Regions from separate parts of the Homo sapiens genome. Here all the other regions are linked to region 1. Evidence: chromatin loops called from intact Hi-C (ENCODE). Cell type or tissue: heart right ventricle. All regions are shown on one strand.

Region 1 (8,000 bases):
AATCTTTTCTGAAAGTTTTTCATAAATAGGACAAAGAAATTTAAATATACTCTTAAATATCTCCTTTTGTGCAAATCTAAAATCAGTTAACCTTTCTATAAAAACTTGGTGATGGAAGATCATAGTCCAGTATACAGTATTGGGTTGTTTGTTCCATTTTAAAAAATCAATTTTATTTTTCCTGGAACTAACATACTGAGGGGTAAAATCTTGAGATTCTGATGAGTTTTAGTGAAATGTGTCTGCATTAAACTTTAGATTGGTTAAAACAAAATGACAGGAAGCCTATATACATTATTACACATGGAGAAAATCAATCTAGTTTTTTCAAAAGTTTACATTTGATGAGTTTTGATCTTATCATTCGAAATGCCATATAAAAATTTTATTATTAAAATAGAATCCAGTAAACCAAGCAAAAAGAACAAAACAGTACAGTATAACAATGCAAATGTTTAGAAAACAGGGAACTCTCTTAACATTCAAATTCAAGCTTAGATATGGCCAAGGTGACAAACTATTTCTATTTGCTAAAAAAGATTATTTTTAGCACTTGTTGGCTTTAAAAGATGGTCTCCTTGCTTTTAGGCTGCCCCCATGTGTTCTGATGGTATCAGTGTTTGTCCAAATTGTGTACCAGAAATTCTTTTTCCTTCCATTTAAAATAAAGTATGGATTTTCAATCAGTACACAAGAGAAAACTGGACTTGAAGGCAGAAAAATTTTGTGGATGACCTAGCTCTGCTACATAGAATTTATATGGATTTTTAAATACAATTATTTCCTTTATTTAATTTCCTTTGGCTTCAGAGTTTTCAGCTAGGAAATGGAGATGATAATATCTGTCATGATTGACTCACAAGGATGTGATGATCAAATAATTTAATATATTAGATAACACTTGATAACACCTTACGAAACACACGCTAGTTACCAATATAAAAGTGAGACTGACTTTTTTTCTGTAAGTGGAAACTACTGCATTGTAATACAGTGTACTATAGAACACACTGGATGGATGTCCTTTGATTCTTTTTTTGTTTTTCTAATATCTAATTTTGCGACTTAGCAAATCAAATCAATTTTCCATAAAATAGATGACTAAAGAACCTCTATCAGCGATTTTAGATTAAAAAAAAATCCCTCTTAAATTTTTTTTTTCTTGATGGACTACTAGTCAGAAAACACTTGGATTCCAGGTCTATAACGCAACTAACATGGAAACATTTAATCTCTGCACAGCTTGGTTTCCTTATGGACGATATCTTCCAGCTTTGATAACCAGTGATTTTAAGAAATCTGTGACGCAATCCACATAATTTACTGCACCTTTAAAAATGAAAATATTCATAGTAAAAATGAATTAGAGTTTTCACAGAAGGAAGGGAATACAGTTTAATAACTCAAAGAACCCAAAACATTTCCTTAAAAAAAAAAAACATGTTTTACAGTTTCTGAAGTATATGAGTCAAATTTAGTTTTAATATCAATCATCACAGAATATTGCTTGATTGAAATTTCAGTAATTTATATTTGTGTTTAATTGAAAATTCTAAGAAAATGGAAAAGCCAACATAAAATATATTCTATAATTAACTCAATGTTATTAAATCATTTTGTTTTCTCTAATGATTAAGTAGAATGTCTTAAATTGTTTTCTAATTCTTAAGAGAAACAGTGATTTATAACCACCAACTTAATTTTATTAGATACCAAAAATGTTTTCAGACTTGGACATCACAAGCCTTGACAATAGCAATTTGATATTTGCTGATCATTGTTGGTTTCTTCGAAAAGCTTATGTGGAATATTCAATAATCAATTCTTTAAAATGCAATGTTTTGTGAACAAGTAGCATGACTAATACATGATTTGTCTACACCATTAAAAATTTTAATTTTCTTTTTGCATCCCAATCCCTATGGCTTTCAATTAAGTCTTATAGAAAAGGAATGGTGTTTCTTGTATACAATGAAATAGAGGATTGAATCAACTCATGTACAGGAGTTAATTTACATGATTAAGAATGCTAATAAAATACCCGAAATTACTACACTGATTTGTGGATTAAGAAGGCTAATAAAATACCGGAAATTACTACACTGATTTGTGGAAATTGGTGAATAAAAAGTCAGGTTCAAAAAGCTTAGTTTGCTGCAGCTGATATTAAGCCTATATTAACATTTTGATAGGCCACTACAAGATACAGAGCAATATCATCAGAGTTGCTTTGCTCTTTATAAGGTCATTTTATAGTACTGAGACAGAAATAATTGTAATAAATTACTGGCACAATGTGTTTCTAGTAATTTAGAAAATGTTCCGGTATTTGAATAGAAATATAATCAGGATTCAGGCGCAGCTATATTGGTCTGTAAAACCGGATTAAAGCAATCAATCTGTTATCAAAAATCTCTGTCGGAAGATTATTAGGACCACCCAATTCACCGTTTCAATTCTAATGACCATTTGCCCTAGACAGTAGAATAGATAGGTGGAGAAAGTGAGCTTCCAATTTACATGACTTTCCAAACACCTTAATGCCTTTGCGTAAACATCACTGGCAATTTTTTTTAAGTTAAAAAATCGGCAAAATGGAAAGACAGCGGTGGTCCTTTGACCCTGTTCCGCTGGGGCAGGGATCGGGAGGGTGGGGATTGAGACTTCACTTAAGAGCTGCTTCAAGGAGTGCACAGAAACCACAGCGGGCCTTTTCTGAACCATTTGCTATCCCCGCAGCGAAGGGACGCTTAAGGAGGAAGTGCCTGTGGAGCTGAGAAAGCGTTATTTCATCGCGGAATACAAATAATTCAGGTCTCTAGATGGCAGCCTTCAATGCCTTTGGAAAGCAGTCTCTCTCCTCCTCCGCCACCCCCACCTCCCCTCCCACCGCATCTCGGCTCCTTGGCAATGTAGTATCACTCCATGTGTGCCCTGGCCAGTGGATATTGGGTTTTGCTGCTCTCCAAGAATCCGAACTTAAAGTGTTTATTCTAGGGCCTGGTGCTCTGCTCTGGAAGCTACCTACCTACCTGCTTGGGGAAAAGAGGGAGTAGGGATGGCACGAAGAGCCACGCTAAGCCGCTGCCCAGGAGAGGTGGGGCTGCGCCGCAGCCAGGACACCCTCTCCCTGGGAGCAACAGCATCCTTGGCTCCCGGCGCGAGCGCTCCGCGCCCAGCGAGCGCAAAGAGCGCAAAGGCCACCTGCCCGGCTGGGGGAGCAGGCCCAGCACCACCGCCCCGATTTACCCAGACATTTATGGGAAAGACATAAAAATCTCAGGTTCTTAATTTCGCAAAGGACTGAGTTAGAAGGAGTGTGGAACAGGGGCAAAAAAGAGACAGGAGAAAGAAACACACCCCGAAAAACACGTTACTCGCACCCGGCAGCGCCTGGGGTGGCGTCCGTGACCTACCCCGGTGTGGGGGACGAGCAAAACCAAAGGTGTTAAAGAAGGAACTCGCAGACTGGCAGGGGGTGTGGGGACGGTGGAGGACTGTGGGACTGCAGGGGACCTAGGTGTTTTCTGCCCTGTCTTAAGATCTCGCTTTGGGGGCAGTCTAGGTGTCGGTCGGGGGTGAGGGACAATCTTCCCCACCCCAGCAGCCCCAGACACCCGCCCAGGTCAAGGTGGAAGGAAAGCGGGGGTACTTTGCCCTAGCCCGGTTCCCTCCTGTTTTAGACCTTGGAATCTGTCTCTCCACAAGGTGTGAAACCTCTCCAAGCTGTGTCCGCGGAAAGTCCGGCTCCTGGCTCCACCTAGGGCAGAGCAGACCTCCGTCCCTGGGCCTTAGAGGCGGGCACGGGGCTGACCCCCAACCCGTGCCACTCCAGCGCACAGGCCCCACTCAGCATCGCGCCCTGTGGGGCAGTTGACAGGGTCCCCTGTAGCTCCAGCGAGGCTGGGCCGGACTTATTTACAAGTGCAGTGACCCCTGTCTCCTCGCTGGGAGCCCCGTGCAAACCGAAGCGCTCTGGGGCAAGTTGGTGAGCGACTCACAACGCGGAACGGAGTTTGATCGACATGGTATTGGGCATAGAAAGAAGCGGGTCTTACCTTGGTACCGAGAGCAGGGAGTTGCCATCCATTGTTGGTGGGCGCCCAGAGAAGAAAGACGGAAAGTGCAGGCGAAGGATAAGTCTGTGGTGCTAGGACCCAGCTCCCAGAGTGCCAGACTGGCGCGCGCCAGGAGAGAGGCGCGCAGGCTGGGGCGGCGGCGGCGCCCACGGAGACTAGCTCCTCCCTGGCCAGCAAGCTCTGTGCGCTGCGACCGCCCGCTGTCCCCTCCCGCCGTCCTCTCTGATCTTGCAGGAGCGCGTGGCCAACGCTCCCACCTTTCTGCCTGGCTCCTGCCTCCTGCAGGCGGGCCCCAGTCTCAGTTGCTCGAGGATCCTGCTCTATCGCTCATTCGTGCCCAGAAGCATAGGTGACTCCGACAAAATTCCTCTCTCCCCAACCACCATCGTCTCCCCTCCCTTTCTCGCTGGCGTACAGTAGGTCTGAGCCCTGAAGTTGTTCACGCACTTTCCCACATTCACGCCCTCACTCCTGGCAATGCCGACACTCCCCACTGGTTGCGCGCCACTCCTCTGGCTTCCTGTGTCGATTTCATTTTTGTTTGTGGTCTACCATGTTATGGTCGATCACTCAGAACGATGCTGGCTTTGACCTCCTAAGTCTTTTCCCTTTATTTGGACTTTCTCTCTTGGTTTTGGTTTTCACGTTTCTTTAACTCATTTTGCTTAACTGTGACTTAGTCTTCTCTCTCTTCTGTTAGAACCGTGTGCGCACATAGAAATCTCAAAACCTATGAGAGCGGCCATCCATCCGAGGACAGCACTCAGAACCTGGGAGGGAGAGCTGTCACAAACTTCCCCAGTTGACGGCTGGGTATCTCCCTGAGCAAAAAGGACAGTTTTCTTAAGAAGAAAGACACTGATAGTAGCAAATATCTGCTAAAATGAGGGCGCTGTTGAATCTGCTTCTTTTTCCAATTAAAAAACAAATTAAAAATAAAATTTGGGACTTCCACAAATGGGAAGGTTGAGCCAATGTACTTTTAGCTATTCCTCCTAGTAAGTACAACGAAATCCCCCGGATATTATCTCTGAAACAGGCATGAGAAAAAGGTGGACAGAAGAATGCAGACCAGCTAGAGATCCTGGGACTCAAGGCTTGGCATGATGATGGGTTCCTGAGGTTCTCCCAGACTTTGGCTGAAGAAGATGACAACCCGGAAATGTCAAGGGGCAGAGACAGGAAAAGCCTTGACAAAGGACTCCTCTTTCTAGCCAAAGGATCAGGAGAGAGGCAGCTTAGCAAGATGGAAAATTTACACACAATAATAGCTCCACTGTGGCCAAACACCATGAGAAAAAACCTGTGGACCTTTTTCAACTACACCATCAAAGGCCAAGTAGGGAGCCTACATTTCACCATCTGTAGGCTCTAAGGATGTAAGTCAGTCCCCTGGGCGAGGTGGTGTCAGAGGAGACTAAGTAGGGACCAGGACTTTCATCCCCTCCAAACACTGGCCGCACTCACCTCTTCATGTCTCGTTTCCCCCGTCATGGTGCCAAGAAGAGCTTGAACTTCCACATCCACACAGAAATAATGAAGTCCCCTTCCCATTCCACACATACAGGTGGCATTAAGGCAAAGTAGGGAGCCAGGACTTTTTAAAAAATATTTTTTATTTCCATAGATTTTTGGGGAGCAGGTGGTATTTGGTTACTTAAGTTCTTTAGTGGTGATTTGTGAGGTTTTGGTGCACCCATTACCTGAGCAGTATACCCTGAACCCAATTTGCAGTCTTTTATCACTTACCCCCTTCCCACACTTTCCCCTGAGTCCCCAAAGTCTATTGTAGCATTCTTATGCCTTTGCATCCTCACAGCTTAGCTCCCACTTACGAGCGAGAACATATGTTTGGTTTTCCATTCCTGAGTTACTTCACAAAGAATAATAGTCTCGTGTTCCATCCAAATTGCTAAAAATGCCATTAATTCATTCCTTTTTATGACTGAGTAGTATTCCATCATATATATGTATAGCAGAATTTCTTTATCCACTCGTTGATTGATGGGCATTTGGGCTGGTTCCATGGGATCCAGGACTTTTAATCCTAACAAGGAGTAGCAGCACCGCTTCTTCACCTTGGTATCAGTGGAGCTTGTACTTTCACATCCACAGAGCAGTAATCGGCACCCCCCCCCCCCCGCCCCGCCCCACTTCCACTCTACACTGAAGCAGTGTCAGAGGAATTGTTGTGGAGAGTCAAAAACCATAGTTCAGAAGTAATAAGGCCCTGTGTGTGTCCCCTGCCCCCCACTCCCAATCACAGAAGGCCACATGGGAAGCAGGAACTGGGTACTCCTACCACTCTTAGCCAGAGAGATATCAGTGCAGGCCTAGTGAGGACCCTGAACTCCCACCCACCCTTGCTTCACAGTAATGAATGCCACTACCTGTTTTTCAAGTGTCAACAAAAGCCAAGTGAGGAGCCCAGACTTCTAACCCCACTTGGTAGTGATGAGGCAGTGCTGCCCTTATTTTCCTTGCCTTACAGGAGAAGTGTCAAGAGAATCCGTCTAAAACAGCTCTTTAAATAAAATTCAGAATGTTCTAACATAATGCCCCAAATAAGCAGCCTTTAATAGAAAATTATTTGTCATATTAAGAATCAGATCTGAATGAGAATCAACACAAAACAAAACAATCAATTGATACTAAATAACATGGAAATGACAGGGATGTTAAATGTATCTGTCAAAAGATTTTAAAGCAGCCATGATAAAAATAATTTAATAAGTAATATAAAAAAAATAGAAAGTCAGCCCCTAAAATATCTAAGCAAATATAAGTAGAAGATGTAAAGAAAAACTAAGTGGAGATTTTAGAAGTGAAAAATACAGTAACCAAAATAAAACACAAACTGTTTTATTAGTTGGAGAGAAACATCACTTTACCCATAAGGGAAATATAGTTCAAAAACAGTGGATTTCCCACTAGAAGCCATGGAGGACTGAAGTAATTGACAACATTTTTCAGGTGTGGAGGAAGACAACTATGAACACAGAATCTTATGTCTAATAAAAATACTCATTAGAAATGAAGATGAAAATGGTATAGAATTCCAGCAGAGCTCTCCTAAAAGAATGATTAAAGGAAATTCTCTAGACACCAATGAAACTGTCTTTACAGTTTCAGGCATCTTAGAATATCAGGAAAGAAGAAAACAGTAAGAAAAATTTGAAAGATACAACAGAATTTCTTCTTTTGAGTTTCCTAAACTACATTTGAAAATCAAAGGAAAGATTATGACTTTGATATGCTTCTAAATATAGAGAAAGCATTTAAGACAATTATATTAAAGGGAGAAGGGTAAAGGGTGTAACAAGTAAAGTTTACACATTTTGCTCAAACTGGCAAATTGACAACACCAATAAACTATAAATTTATATATACATATACATACATATATACACATACATACATACACATATATATAACATGCATAGAAATTATAAAGCTATGCACATAGATATACTCAAAAATAATACAGGTTAAATCAATCAAATTGGTTTTATTGATTTAAAAAATTTTTTATTTTAATCATTTAAATGATTTTTATCATTTTAAGATTTTAAAAAATGTTTAACCCATAGTAAAGGAGGAAAAAGGAAACAAAAACAAAAAAGGGAGAAAACAAACAGAAACAAAATAAAACCAAAAAAGGAGAAAACAAACAGAAACAACAAAATAAAACCCTGTCAATTTTGAGCTTAATGTACCAATGAGTACATTAAATGTAAAGGGTCTAAATAGAATGGTTTAAAGACAGAGATTGGCAGTGTGGATTAAAAATATGACCCAATTATGTGCTCTCTGTAACAAACAAACAAAAGCCCCATAGGAAGATTGAAAGTAAAAGTGTGATAAAAGATATATTATGCAAACATTATTTAAAAGAAAGCACATGTGGCTATATTTATATAA
Region 2 (8,000 bases), 160 kb after region 1:
CACTAATCTTTTCTTCTGCAATATCTTAGCTGCAGTTAATCCTATCCAGTGTATTTTTCATGTAAGATATTATTGTTTTTATCTCTAGAAGTTTGAGTTGAGTGGGCTTTTAAAAATATATTTTTCATGTCTTCAAATTTCTTCTATATTTTGGAGCTTATGAAACATAATTATAATGCTTGCTTTATGTGCTTATCTGCAAATTATATCATATGTGTTATTCCTGAGTCAGTTTTTGCTGACTTATTTTTATTTACATTGTGGCTCATATTTTTCTGCTTATTTTCCAGCTTGATCATTTTTGATTAGATACCAGACATGCAATTACCAAATTGGATACTGAATATTTTTATATACCTAACTGTACTTTTTAAGCTTAGCAGTGGGATGTAATTAAATTACTTGAAAACAATTCAGTCTTTTCTGGTCTTGCATTTAAACTCAATAAGGCAGGAGCAGAGCAGAATTTACTCTAGAAATATCTTCCCCCCATTACTCAGGTAAAAGCCTTCTTGTTATTCTACTCTATGCCCTTTGAATTATGAGGGTTTTCATTTTGCATTCTTTCATTCAGAAGGTAGGAACACAATCCGTTTCTGGCCGTTGGTGAACACTGAGTATTTATAATTCACTTGAATCCTTTTATATATTTTTGGTAGTTTTTTTTTACTTTTTTACATGCGCTACTCATTACTCAGCTGAAAACTCAAGGGGGGCTACTCTGCAAATCTCAGGAGCTATCTGCATAAGCATCTTTGTTGTTCCTACTCTCTACCCTACAAACTCTAGCAATCTTGACCTTCTCAAACCATTTTTATGGTTCCTCCTAACAGTGAGATCAACAGTTCCTACCCAGGTCTCCTCCCACTCCAGCACTATATTATGGAATTATGCTCCAGGCAGTAGTCTGGGGGTGACCATAGAGCTCATTTCATTTCATTTTTCATCTCTTGGGGATCTCGTTCAGTACCTGATATTGCATATCTTGAACATTTTGCTTAACATATTTTGTTCTTTTTGATCAGGTGGAAGAATAAATTTGGTCCCCACCATCTCATTTTGACAGGAATAAGTCTCTACTTCCATTGAATTTGAAGATGAGACTATTAGCTGGCCACCTGGGCTTCTTAAGCCACGGAGTTGTCAGCAGACAATAAAAGGGGTTGCTCTAACGGCTGAAGTGTTTGATTCCAATAACCAGGAGGAAATTAGGTTGCTGCTATACAGTGGTGGCAAGAAGCACTATGTATAAAATCCAGGGGATTATCTGGGACCCTTCTTGATACTAACTTAATGGGAAATTACAACAAATGGAAACAATCAAGAGTACTGAGGACTTAGACCCTTCAAGAATGTAGTTTTAGACAACTCCAGCTAGTGAAAACTCAAACCAGCTGAGTTTCTGACTGAAATACCATAGTTGGACCCAAATTTTCACATATCTCTAACTTCTCAAAGTCCTCTTCAACTTACAGTCATTTGTAACATGTATAATATCTTTAAGCATTTCTTTGAACATTCCCTTTACCATATTCCTGTAATTAAAATGTGGCAATTCCTTAAGGACACTGTTTGGTGGACAGTTCTTTTAAGAAATGTTTGTTTTCTCCTCATGACACAGTTTCCAGAGATTCTGGAGGTGCTGTAGAAATGCTATTCGTTCCACACTGCTATTTCTAATACCTTTTCTCCTTCCTACACAAAACAAATAAATAAATATGTAAAAAAATTTCAAAAGATAATTCTTTTGAAATAAATGGCATAATATATGCTACTCTCACTTACAGTAGTGGTCTACCAATATCGCAGTGTTTTCTTCTCATTCATTGAAGATTCAAGTACCCGGTCTCACTGTTCTTTACACTACTAATCTTATACATTCATGTAAATGAATTATCCAACACATTAGCCTAGATCCAGCTTCAATCATATTTTTATACAGTCATACTTTGACCTTTTATTATCATTCTAAAATCTCTATTTTTAAGTCTCTTACTCTCTTTACCATATCCAATCTTTTGCTTACCCCATGAATTCTATTTGAACCATTCTTTGACCCATTGAACTTCCAATCCACTGACTCCTTAACTTTTCTCACTGGCAATAACTCCCCACATATGCACGCTTCATTCATGAAAAAAACAAATTCTCAATTCCCTTGCCACACTCTATCTTCATATTATGCAAGTAGCAAAATCTTCACCCAGAATAAATTTGACTCTGACTATTTTGCTGGTGATACCCTCCAGCCTACAGAAGAAGAGGAGCCATTCACAGAAATGCAGAAGAAGCTTCAGGAAGATAGAAGAAAAACCTGGAGACTAGATTCCAAGAAAAGAACTTTCCATGATTTTGTGTCTCTAATTGAACCTTTCAGTAACACTACTTCTGGAAAGTCCCTCCTAAAGAAAATGCTGCGAGCGATCAATTGTACCTAATTCTGAAAATTCAAGAACAATGAATCATGAGAATTAACCATTTGGTTAGTTCTTCCTCTGTAGCCCAGTTCTTTAGGTTGCCACAATTGTGAATTTTTGCCATGCCAACCTGGGAAGGATGGTTCTGCCCTGTCTAATGCCTTTCCTTTAATAGTAGAGTCATCTTGGAAAGTATAAGTTCAATCTTCGACAGAGTGAGGATAAGGGAGGGAGGGGGTCAAAGTGAGGTGGCAGGGGTTCAGGCACTTGCACGAGTGAGGTGCTAAAGAGGTCCTGGGGCCACGCATGGTGGCTCACGCCTGTAATCCCAGCACTTTGGGAGGCCGAGGCCGGTGGATCACCTGAGGTCAGGAGTTCGCGACCAGCCTGGTCAAAATGGTGAAACCCTGTCTCTACTAAAAATACAAAAATTAGCCAGGCATGGTGGCAGGCACCTGTGATCCCAGCTACTTGGGAGGCTGAGGCAGGAGAATGAATTGCTTGAACCCGGGAGGCGGAGGTTGCAGTGAGCCGAGATCGCGCCATTGCACTCCAGCCTGGGCAACAAGAGCGAAACTCCAGCTCAAAAAAAAAAAAAAAAAGTCCTGGGAGAGCTCTTTTAGGGGGATATCAGAAGTTACAAGGGAGCAGATACAATAAATAGAGGGGTTGGAGTTAACACTAAGAAGGGTGAATGAAGTAATGATATGGTATTGAGAAAAACCTTAGAATCTGTCTGCTTTAAATTAGCAGCAGTGCCGCCACACTGGAGACTTATGCTGAGCACTGAACTGTGGCTTAGGGATTTGGGATTAATTTTGACTTATTATTTTATTTAACAAAGTTGTATTGAGAGTATCTAAAATAAAATTCATGTTACTCTCTTAACACTTTATGCTCAGAAAGAACTTAAGAGTTTCACTTTCATTTCCTTCATGTGTTTCTCCCATCAGAGTTATATAATTGAACCAGACGAATTGGTGCTCTGAGCATTGAAATCAGCTGGTTGACTTTACTCCCCCTACCATATTAATCAACTCTCATGTGGCTGGTTAGCTCAGTAGATAAGAGCTAATGAATCCATGGCATAAGGTTTAATTTTTCTGGGGATCTGTAATGAACACCAGATCTCTTCTTTAGGGATAATACACCCATTTCCTCCACTGCCGACCACTGTGAACATCAGTTGCTGATCATATCTCTGTCCCTCACTGGACTTAGCCTCAGCCACAAGGTCTACTTGACCAGGGCTATACACTCTTTCAAGGGTAGCTTGCTGCTAATGACTGACTGGTGCAAAGATACAAAAGTCTAGCCACATTTTCTTAGTTTGAGACAACATGGAAAGGCTATCCCAGCTCTGGAGTTCTCTAGCTATAGAATTGGCTAAAGCCTTCATTGCAGCAACAGTGCAGGTGAGCTTCCCCTTCTGCCCAGTCCTGCCTTCCTCCTTCCTTAGACATGTCATTTGGAATCAACTACCAGTAATACACGGGCACACAGTTCTTGTCTCAGTCTGTTTCCAGGAAACCCAGTTGAAGGCAAGAGACAGGAACTGACAATTTTTGCTCTGTTCATGGTCAGAAACTGTACCTATAAACACTTGGCTATGTTGCATGGGAAAGCGGAGGAAGATGCAAATCAGTCTTCTCCCATGGGTAGATTCCTCTAAGGTCAGGCGAGCCTTTCAGCCTATTTCTCAGATGAGAAGAGAAATAACTTCTACTTGCATCAATATCGAGGACATTAACAATTAGGAATATTTTATTACCATACTGCATTTGTTTTCCTGCAAAGAAGAGTGGAAAAGTAATCTTAAATTGTTGGTGCAGCAAATGCAAATGCAGATTCCAACACCTACTGAAACAGTCTAACATAGAAACAGCAGAAAATAAATGACTATTTTAGATTTCAATCCATATGTTGGGCAAACTAAGAAAAAAGTTGTGAAGTAGTAAATTTAATGTGTAGTAGAGATAAAAGACTGAGAAACTGGAGAGGCTAAATTCAACAGTCCTTTGCTAGCTTTCCAAGGTCCCATCTTTTACTGATATACTTGTTGTTTGGTTGTTCTTATTATTGCTCTCATGAAATTACTTCTATTTCTCCAATTGTTACACAAAGGAATGTTCTTTCGGAGCAATGAAGGGCAGATTGTCTGGCATGAGGTCATTGCTTTGTGGTTTTGAGGGTCACTCAGATAAGGTAGGGAAGGCTATAAGCATCGTTGTACTGAGGAATTCCACCTTATGCACAATCTTGTTGGTTTGTCTTCAGCAGATATTTACTCATGATTCAGACCTATATGCAGTTTAATCAGGAGATCAAAACATTTTCCTGAGCCAGGGAACAAGATAAAATTTCAGGTCTAGTTTCTTACTGGCAGTACAATTCAAATTACTGGAGCCATGTTAGCTATTTCACAAAAGTTTTCTCATGTTTTCTTACAATAACCTATTCTCAGATAAGTGCTAAGAGCCTGATTGCATAGTTAATGAGTCTCGAGATTATGAAATGTAACTCAATAGAGGCATTCTAGTAAGTGTGGAACCAGAATTTGAACTCAGGTCCAGTGGACTCCAGAAGTAATTTTATGATCCATACTCACAAAATGTGAATTTCTTTCCTCGCCATAGAGTTTGTTCTTTGTTTTATGAGCAATGGAGAGGCCTTAAGTTTTTGGAGTGGGACAGTAAAGCAATCACTGTGGTAATTGATGATGACTCTTATTCCCCAAATAGGTATTTGGCTGGGGGCTGGAAAAAGATTGTGAAATTTATTGTAGTTGTTCACATGGGAGGTTAAAAAGGCTCTGACTGCCATGGTACTGGCAATGGAGAAAACAGGATGGCTGTGAAAGATATTTCAGAGTGACAATGAGACTCAACCGATTGCATAGTAAGACAGAGAACAGGGAGTTATGTTGATGGCATTGAGTCAAACAGAAATGGTGAATACAATGATTGATAAATCTATTGTTCTTACATTTTGATTTTGAGATGCTTTGTTGACTTCCAGGTGGAAATCATTACTAACCAGTTGGAAATTCAGGGTGGGAGCAATAAGTCAGTCTCTATAAACAACACTAGACTCTTATTATTTGTTATTTATTTCTTTAGAGACAGGGTCTGGCTCTGTCACTCAGGCTGGAGTGCAGTGGTGCGATCTTGGGTCCTTGCAACCTCTGCCTCTGGGGCTCAAGTGATCCTCACACCTCAGCCTCCCAAGTAGCTGGGACTACGGGTGCATACCACCACACCCAGCTAATTTTTGTATTTTTGTAGAGACAGGATTTTGCTATGTTGCCCAGGCTGTTCTTGAACTCCTGAGCTCAAGCATATTTGCCCACCTCAGTCTCCCAAAGTGCTGGGATTACAGGCATTTGCCACTGTACTCAGTCGACTCTATTTATTTCTGTTAAAAGAATTAACTTTAAAATATAAAAATTAATTGACACCTTGCTTGGTTAAATTTAATCACACAGGATATATAAAGTCTGTTAATGATCTGGTAAACAATTGAGCAATCATCTAGGCAATTAGATGGCACAGATTTGAATAATATAACAATGTCACCAGAAGTCTCTGAAGTCTCATGTGGAAAACTGGACTTGAGACTATTGGAGACAAAATGGTCATATTTTTCTGACAAAGGAGAGAGGTCTTAAATAAAATAAATATTTTAAAAATAAAAAATGTGATATTTATTGTTCTTAGCTTAGTTGTCAAAAGCTATATTTTATATATGTACACATAAAAAAGTAGATTTCCCTTATAGAACTTTACAATTCTGGATTTCCTTCCAAAGAATTGGAATATGTGGATATATTGGGCAAAAATGTTTTACTTAGCTGTGCCTGAGGAAAGGGGTTCTGGTTAGAGGGGCACGAACTCTGCACTTTACTATAGTCTGCATCTCTTCCTATCATTAAACCTCTCTACTTCAAATTTTTTTATTTTTATTTTTGACTTACTAGTTCTTGTTCCCTTTAGGTATTCACATTTAAGATTACAGACTTAGGATGAGGATGAGATGTTCTAGTTGATTAAATCCTATGAATCATGCTTACATGAAGATACATACGAATTATTAAAGATCTTGGCTAGTGGAAATACTTTATTATATGAATACACTGGAGTGAAAATAGACATACATACATATATTTGACAACTTGATAAATCTAATTACTATAACTTAGGCCATAAAAATCAAGAAATATGTCTGTAATTGTAGTTAGTACATCACTAACACACAGGGGAAAATGCAATTATTTTAACATTTACTGCCTAAATAATGAAGACTAATAGTTTCATCTGGCTGGATGACAGTAGGCTTGAGTTTAATTATAGGTTGTCCTTCTCAAATACTTTAAAAATCACAGCAGTTTGGCTGGGTGCAGTGGCTCACTCCCATAGTCCCAGCATTTTGGGAGGCGGAGTTGGGTGGATCACTTGCACCCAGAAGTTCAAAACCATCCTGGAAAACATGGCAAAACCTAGTCTTTACCAAAACCATAAGAAATACAAAAATACAAAAATTATCGGGCACGGTGGTTCATGCCTGTAGTCCCAGCTACTCGGGAGACTGAGGTGGGAGAATTGCTTGAGCTCAGGAGGCTGAGACTGCAGGGAGCTGAGATCGCACCACTATACTCCACCTGGATAACAGAGCCAGACTCTATCTCAAAAATACAAACAAACAAGAAAATCAAAAAAACACAGTAGTTTGCTCCTTGATGGCCAACCGTTAAATCCTAGTTACAGTTTTCCAAGCCTTGATTGCTTTGGGACTAAATCTCCCTAGAAAATCAGCTCCAGTGAGATGCTTACTCTCTTCCATTTCCATTATGCTGAAGCTTAATTACTTCCAGAGAGCTGTCACCAAGAGTTGCCTTCTATTGATAGCTCTAATGTTGGATCACCTTAACCTCTTCAAGCAGTATTGGTTCCTCTGACTCTTTTGTATTTAAACTTCTCCACTCTGTGGGTTTCTTCCTTTCTTTTTTTTTTTTTTTTTTTTATTGAGATAGAGTTCACATACCATAAAATTCACCCTTTTAAAGTGTCCAATTCAGTGTTTTTTAGTATACTTACAAAGTTGTGCAACCATTACAATTAGCTAATTCCAGAACATTTTCATCATCCCCACAATAATCTCCATGTCCATTAATAGTCACAGACCATTCCCTTCTCCCCCAGTCCCTGGAAACCACTAATCTGCTTTCTGTCTCCATGGATTTCCCTATTCTGGACATTTAATATAAATGGAATCATGCAGTGTATGGCCTTTCATGTATGGTTCCTTTCACTGAGTATAAAGTTTCAAGGTGCATCCATGCAGTAACATGTATCTTCCCTTCCCCTTCCCCTTCCCCTTTTCCTTCCTTCCTTCCTTCCTTCCTTCCTTCCTCTCTCCCTCCCTCCCTCCCTGCCTTCCTTCTCTCTCTCCTTCCTTCCTCCCTCCCTCCCTTCCTCTCTCTCCTTCCTTCCTTCCCCTCTTTCTTTCTTTCTCTCTCTTTCTTTCTTTCTTTCTTTCTTTTTTCTTTCTTTCTTTCCTTCCTTCCTCCCTCCCTCCCTCTCTCCC
Region 3 (8,000 bases), 200 kb after region 1:
TCTTTGAGTAGTGCCTGGCACATCATGAGCACCACATAAGCATGTGTTTTTGCTAAATACACTTATTCTTGTGCATTTTATGCCCATATTTCACCCTCTTCCTTTATTAATTTTTTCTAGTACTCCTTGTAAAAATCTTCTATTTCTTCTACCTTCTGACAGAATGTTTCTCCATGGTTTTGCTGTAACTGAAAGCTCTCTTTTCTTAGCTAACACAACTTCCAACCCACATCCTAAATAGGCTTTGTGATATTAATCAATATTAGAGAAATCTAGGATCTACAGTAGTGTTATGAAAATTTGAGCAGAAATGCCTTAAGGCTGAGCATGGATTGTCCATTGTGCCATTATTCCTACCATTGAATTCTGCATAGTAGAGCATCTCTGTAGAACTTAAGTTTGCTTCCACCGATCGGTTCTTCCAAATTCAGAGTCATTATTCAAGTGGTTTCCAGTGAGTTATAAGCAACATCCCTTTAGAAAGACCCTTTCTCATTTGGGCTCTGTTCCTGCCAAGGATCCTCAGGAATTAGACTGGTGGGTCCTCGGTATATTTTATCAGTTCATCTTTTCCTAATTGAGCACAAGGATATGGGAGAGAAGTAACAAAACAGCATATCTTTTTTTCTTACTTAAAAAGAGTTGAGGCATTTTGTTCGGCATACTGAGTAGAACCAACTTGAAGGATATATTAATTCATACTTCTTTTACATTCAAATTAATGTCTCAAGCCACTCTCCTTCCAGCTCACAGGCAATCCAGTATTTCTACTTTGGAGCCTCCAAGAATTAATCGAGAATTATGGATGCTTGCTAAGTGTTTATAGAGAACATTGCTTCTCTTGTGTTGGTGCAGACATTTTAAAACTCAGAGTTATTATTTCATTAAGATTGGAAACCCCATAACTGCCTCTGAAACATCTACTTTAGAAGTGGTTGCTTTTTTTTTAAATCGCTACCATAAAGGAAGGCCTCAGGGATTCTCTGCTCATAGTGATACCAGTTTTGGAGAAGTCGACTCTTGATAGAAATAGTTGTACAGCTTATGTGCCGGGGATCGAGTCTACTGCCCCACTGCCACCAGTGTTAGTGTAAATCTCAAGCTAACCTCTCCATGTCATGTTCAGGTTGAGGTTACTCTATGATTGTGATCATAAATCTTCAGGCTTGGGTTACACTCGTAGGCTCTTGTCACTGCAAAGCATTGTGTATCTGGGTATAAAAAGATTTTTTTCTTCAGTCACACTGTGTACCATACTCAGCCCTCTACCAGCATTGGTCCATACCCCTCTTCATATGGGGGAAACATATTTAGGTTGTTTCTTAAATTGTGCCAACCAGGTTACCACAGTCCCTTCACGTGTGAGGTTATATTTAGAGTCTTTCTTACTTTTTTATTAGAAATAATGCTGGAATGAACATCTTTTTACATATATATTGCATATTTGCCCGATTATTATGTTAGAATAAAATTTTAGAACCCCTATGATTGAAGCAAAGATTAAATATTTCTAAAGACTGTGGCACATATTTCCAAAGGACTTTTAGATTTGTTGTATATTTCGCCCTTTTGCCAATGTGTTGGAAGAAACATAATTTACACCAACTCATTAATTGCATCTTAAAAGCCTCTTGCAGTTTTCAAAGAAAGCCTTTGCACATGCTTTAATTTTCATATCAGTCTTGTGAAGCTGTCAATATTATTTCCATCTTACCTATAATAACAATGAAACAGCAGATTTAACTAACATGATTAAGATCAAACAGGTAATACTTGGCTGAGGCGCTATTTGAATTTGAATAATATGGAATACCTTTGTGTATTTATTCATCCTCTTTTTCTGTATGCATTTGTTGAGCACCAGTAATGTGTCAGGCACTGTGCAGGGAGCGGGGTGTGTGCCACTTAGGTGGAAGGTAAGCTCTCTGACACCACAGAACTTACATTTTAGGAGGAATGAAGACATTAACAATATTTGCATATTTATAAATAAGAAATATTGAGACTGTGATAAGTACATATTGGAGGTATCTGAGAAAATATAATGGGGAGATTGTAACCTAGTGAGAGCAGTCAGCAAGGCACAAGAAACATGGCATGCCAAAGGGACTACAGAACACCACTATAGCCAGAGGTAGAGAGTGAGAAGCTGCATGGCATGAGATGAAGCTGGAGAAGTAGAGACCAGGCTGTGCAGAGCTCACTGGCCCCACGCTTCCCCATTTCTCAGTGCTGGAGAATCAGTTTTGTTTGTTTCAATTTTCTTGGCACAATACTTACATAAAATAAGGTAAATAATACGTCACTAAAAACCAAACAAATTTTAAAGTACATAAAATACAAGCTCCAAGTATATGTTTAGTTTATAGACATAAAACTACTCTGTGAAATCACTATCAAAATGTCTAGACGCTTGCTCTTGGTTTCTGTTCTGATCTCCCTGCAGAGCATTAACAGTCCAGGAAACCAGGCTGCAGAAGGCACATCAGGCAGCACGGCTCTAGGCCACGACTATGGCTAAGAGCAATAAAAGGAAGCACCTGGTTAAAATTATCGGGAGTGTGTTTTGAGATGATCACTCTGGCTGCCAGGGGGAGAAAAGTGGATTTGGGTGGATGAATTAGGAAGTGAATTCATAGGACAGAGAGTGATGATGATAGCGTGTGCCAATGTTGTAGGTGAGATTTCAAAAATAGCCCCCTAAGATAGCCCACCCTAATCTTTAGAATCTATGAATATTAGATATTGTACCACTGATTATGTTATGTTATACGCACAGTTGACCTTAAGGTAGGAAAATTAGCTGGATGTGTCTGGCTCTAATCACTTGAGTCCTGAAAATTGCTTAGAGAGCTTTCTCCAGCTGGTTGTGGGAGGAGAAGTCAGAGAGATTGCGAGCAGAAGAAAAATTCACTGCACCATTGCTGACTTGAAGTTTGAGGGTACTCCGTGATGAAGAATGTGCACAGGTGGCCTCAAGAAGCAAGGAGCAGTCCTCCGCTGACAGCCAGCAAGGAAATGGGGACTTTGATGCTAAAACTGCAAGAAGCTAAATTCTAGCAATAACAGGAATGATCTTGTAAAGGGACTCCAAGCTCCAGATGACAATGCAGCTGGCTGACACTTTGATTTCAGCCTGAGCAGAGAACCTAGCCACACCCTGCTAAACTTCTAATCTTCAGCACTGTGACCTAATATTATGGGTGTTGTTTTAAGCGGCTGAGTTTGTGTTGATTTGTTATACAGCAATAGAAAACCAATACAGCCAGAATGGTGCCAATGGAGATTATAAAGAAGAGGATAGATGGATTTTGGCAATAATTTAGTAAGTAAAATTCATGTGAGATAGTGATTTGATATAAGAGATAAAGAAGAAGTGTTGAAGATGACTCCTAAATGTCTGGTTTATATGACTAGATGGACGATGGTTCCATTTACTGAGATGATAGAACATACCAGAAGAGGATCAAGTTAAAAGGGAAAAAAGATTATGATTTAATTTTTTTTTGGCCTGATTTGTTTTGAAGTGACTGTGATCCATCTGAGAAGAGCTGTCAGCTGTCAGCCAAGCGGTTATATTTATAGACCTAGAACTCAACAAGAGGTATGGGCTAGGAATGAAAATGTGTGAGTTATCTGTATAGAAGTGCTGATTAGAGCCCTGGGTGAGGTTAACACAGAGTAAGTAGAAAGTGCATTTAGCACAGAGCATGAGGCTGTAAATACCTCAGAGAAGAGGAAAAGCCTGGAAAGATAGGGATTCCTGAGAAGTTGGGGCAAAGCCAGGGGAGTGTTAGATCAAGGAACTTGGATTAGTTCCTAATGCTGCTGTAACAAATTACTACCAATTCGGTGCTCTAACAAAACATAAGTTTATTATCTCCCAGTTCTGACAGTCAAAAATCTGGCACAGATCTCACCAAGTAAAATCACATTGGTAGGCTGCATTTCTTTCTAGAAGCGCTAGGTAGAACTGATTCCTTTGCTTTCTCCAGCTTCTACAGGCTACTGGCATTCTTGGCTCAAGGCCTCTTCCTCCATCTTCAAAGCCAGCAACATCAGGTCAAGTTCTTTTCATCCTTCCATCTCTCTGCTTCTTTCTCCTGCACCTCCTTCTTCCACTTTTGAGGCCCTTTGTCATTACATTGGGCCCTCCTGGATAATACAAGATTTTAAGATCATCTGATTAGCAAACTTAATTTTATGTTATCTTAACTCCCCTTTTCCATATAACATAACATAGTCACAGGTCCTAGGGACTAGGACGTGGACATCTTTTGTCGTCATAACTCTGCTTACTACAGAGGCTAAGGATTTATCTACACAATGTGTAATATAATAATCTTGAAGAGAGCTGGTTGTATGAATGGTAAAGGCAGAAGTAATAAATAGTTCAGCAGGTATAGAGTGCAGTGGGAGTGAAGTCAGAATGGAGTGACTATGAAAAACCTTGACAAGTTCAGCTATGAATGAATAAAAGAAAGTAGAGTAAAGAAAAGGAATAAAAGGAAGTAGCTATGGGTGGTTTAGGATCTGGGAAGAATTATTTTATGGGAAGTGATTAACATGTTTAGTAGCCAATGTGAAAGATTCAGTTGAGAGAAGATCTATGCAAAAGAGAGAACAGATACTCATTTGCTTAAACTTCCCCATAAGACAGGTAGGGGCTAAGCATAAGCCTGTGTTTCCCTCTGTTATAAATAGAAGATATGAAGACAGATAGGTATACAGATAGATACATTTATACGCTTATTAGCAAAAATCTGAAAAGTTCACTTTTTATGTCTTCTTTTCCCACTCTAAATGCCTATCAGAAAAAGAAAATTGGGTTTACAAACTAGGAACACAATCATTAAAAATAAACATAGCATATGATATGGTTTGGCTCAGTGTCCCCACTCAAATCTCATCTTGAGTTGTAATCCCCATAATCCCCACATGTCGAGGGAGGGATCTGGTGGGAGGTAATTGGATCATGGGGACAGTTTCCCCCATGCTGTTCTGATGATAGTGAGTGAGTTCTCACAAGATCTGATGGTTTTATAAGTGTTTGACAGTTCTTTCTTTACATGCCCTTTCTCTCCTGCCACCTTGTGAAGAAGGTGCCTGCTACCTCTTCATCTTCTACCATGATTGCAAGTTTTCTGAGGCCTCCCCAGCCATGTGGAACTGTGAACCAATTAAACCTCTTTTCTTTATAAATTACCCAGCCTCAGGTATTTCTTCATAGCAGTGTGAAAATGGACTAATACAGCATATATTATAATAATCATGTTTCCCCAGTGGATGAAAAATTCTGCCTGCTAAGTGAAAATGTTGACCTCACCCTGCACATAAAGGAGATAGCTCCCTAGTGAGGCCACATTTTATGTCCCATCTAGGTTTATTGGATACTTTATAGTATTTGGGAAACATAAACCATTTCCCACTAATGCTATCATCTTAAAACACTTTGGAGTTTTGACTGAATAACTGACTAAACAGCAGTTTGTTAGATGAATGATGTAACCAAGCAATTTTTAATGGACTCTCAGAAGATTTTGAGGAAAAGAAAATGTGCTGCCAATGGAAACAGACATGGATGTGGAATGAAGAAATTTATATTTTCACATCTCTGGCTCAATTCCTTACTAAACTAGGGTCGAAGTCCCTATTAAGACCTACAGTGCGAGGCAATCAGTGAATATTTTGCATTTGGAAAGTCTAAGGCAGCAGGTAGCAGATGCTAACCTTTTGTGCTTAGTACATAGGACAGGTATTGTATGTATACCAATTGGAGGAGACATCACTCAGTAGTAGGCCCTAGTCAGGGTTGACAGATAAAATACAGGACTTCCAGTCAAATTGAAACTGCCGTTAAAGAACAAAATTTTTTTAGCATAAGTATGTTGCAAATATTGCATAAAACATATGTATACTAAAAAATGTGTTGTTTATCTGAAATTCAAATTCAAATTTAAGTGGGTTTCCTCTGTTTGTACTTGTTAAATATCTTCTATCTGTCTATGCAAGAATATTTTGTACAAAGATGAATCTGGATTCATGGGCTGAAAAATAATATTTGAGACACTTTCAGACATGACAAGTCTGATCATATTGTTTGAAATCCAAAATGCCAGTGTTTCTGGGATATTTCACCAGGTCATGGGGATAATCAACACTATGTTTACAGTTTAAATAGGGTTCAAACAGTCATTCTAGGAAATGGCTTATGGTCACTACATGTATTTGGGCCATGGATTTCCTTGAGGTCTTTCCTGTAAAGATATTAGGACTAATTTTCAATGAGTTTTTTGTTTTGGTATAATATACAATATTGCAGAAAGATAGGCTATGTATTTAGTATGTTATCAACCCATCAATGAACAGCCGCAATAAAAGTGAACTTAACATAAACCAAATCTTTTTAGGACAGCCTCCTTTTCCAGTTATATTAAGAAGCCAGCAGAAAGTTAAAAGAGTTGACACCAAGCCCTATGACCAGCTTGAATTTCAATTCCTTAAACTCTGTTAGTACTTATTCATTCATATGTCCAACAAATATTAATGAATGATTACACTGAAACAAGCAGGGAAAATTTTATATTGCGAAGGACGGGAAGAAAGTGCTTAGATTAAAATGCAGAAAGGAGGTCAGTGTGGCTAGAGCAGAGTGGGGGTTGGGGATCATGACAGAAGATGAATGGAGAGAAGTCCACTGGAAAGACCCACAGGGCTTTGTACGTCAGGCTAAGGAGCTCAGTTTTATTCTTACCTTGTTGGGAAACCTTCAGGTTGCTATAAACATCACATTGTACCCCATAAATATATAATTATTATTTGTCAATTAAAAATAACATTTAATTTTTTAAACATGACAGTGCTGAACTGTAAGAAAACAAAATGAAAAAACTTGTAACATTTGATGTGAATCATCATGACTTATTAAATACCCTCTGTGTCCAAATAAAATGGTTTTCATCTGCCAATATGGCAAAATACAGAAAATACCAGAACCAAATTAATAGACATGGATATCAATCAGGGAAGTGAAAAATATGCAAAAAGAGTTATAACATCACATCAGCTATCATAATAAATGTGAATAAAATAAATTTTCTTACTAAAAATAACAATGCCCTCATATTAGCCAATGACAAAGAAATTCAACAAAAGGATTAGAGATTGTTTTACTCCTGAAGAGAGATGTTCATAGATGTTGCTAATTGAGCAGTTTTAAAACAAATTTTCATTTCTAATTTGTTATTTAAACATACTATTATATATTAAGCCTAACTTTTCAAACTTTAAGATAAAATACTGATTTCCAGAGATTCTGTAATAATTAAAATATGAATTCCCTCATACTTGAAAAAAATAAATTTTTTTCACAGCCATCTTGGAAAATATGTGAATGTTCAACTTTTGGACTGACACCTAATAAGCAACATTTTATTCCTAAAGGAGAGATTTTTTAGGTTGGTAATGAGGAAGTGAAAAAATAGAAATTTGTAGGAAAAAAATCTATATATAACCCATATGGTTATACATAATTGAAATTCCAAAATATACCTGGGTCTTCCAGGATACTGAAAGCTAATTATTAAGGTGAAGAAGAACTGACTTAATAGTGAATAGAAGTGACTTCAACCTTCCTCCACCTGAAAGGTACTGCAGACACAGGGCAGTGTGTGTGTGTGTGTGTGTGTGTGTGTATGCGCGCACATTTTGCAGAATGGTGGTGAGAGCTGTGTTAAAACCACAATGTGATGAGTATTTTAAATCCTACGTTTTCCTGTAGTAATAAGAGTACAGTCTTATAATTTCTTTCTGATTGTACTCAGTAAGCAATTTATAAATGAAAACAAGGGAAAAGGCATGTGATTTTAGTTAACTATTAACCGACATGGCTAAGGGTAGTTTTTAAGACATTACTTGAGATTTTGGAAGGAGAAATCCCTGTGGACACAGCACACCTTATGCTTTATGTCACAGGTATGAGCCGTTTCCTAGAGAACTCC

Evidence for each region. A loop is a pair of places that touch in the nucleus more often than their neighbours do. Peaks named below come from ENCODE experiments on the same cell type or tissue, not always from the same donor. Only the 100,000 strongest peaks of a DNase experiment are listed, where the experiment ranks them.
Region 2: a loop joins it to region 1, with 2.2 times the contacts of the local background. A loop is called at or near these places in 3 of 110 quality-filtered maps.
Region 3: a loop joins it to region 1, with 11 times the contacts of the local background. A loop is called at or near these places in 3 of 110 quality-filtered maps.

Annotation. Positions count from the first base shown.
Region 1 is chr2:228,177,509-228,185,508 of GRCh38, forward strand. It overlaps SPHKAP (SPHK1 interactor, AKAP domain containing), which reads right to left and starts at 4,179. Exons shown (of 12, transcript NM_001142644.2): 1 at 4,059-4,179. The coding sequence starts at 4,090. In heart right ventricle, CTCF peaks have their summits at 611, 2,798 (motif pointing right) and 4,353 (motif pointing left); DNase peaks (open chromatin) are centred at 2,873, 3,934 and 4,226; H3K4me3 peaks cover 4,553 bases; H3K27ac peaks cover 4,058 bases; H3K27me3 peaks cover 1,083 bases.
Region 2 is chr2:228,340,081-228,348,080 of GRCh38, forward strand. No RefSeq gene overlaps it. Among named protein-coding and RNA genes, the nearest start is that of SPHKAP, 160 kb to the left of the region's middle. In heart right ventricle, no CTCF peak of the experiment used is centred here; no DNase peak of the experiment used is centred here.
Region 3 is chr2:228,375,260-228,383,259 of GRCh38, forward strand. No RefSeq gene overlaps it. Among named protein-coding and RNA genes, the nearest start is that of SPHKAP, 200 kb to the left of the region's middle. In heart right ventricle, no CTCF peak of the experiment used is centred here; no DNase peak of the experiment used is centred here; H3K27ac peaks cover 3,209 bases.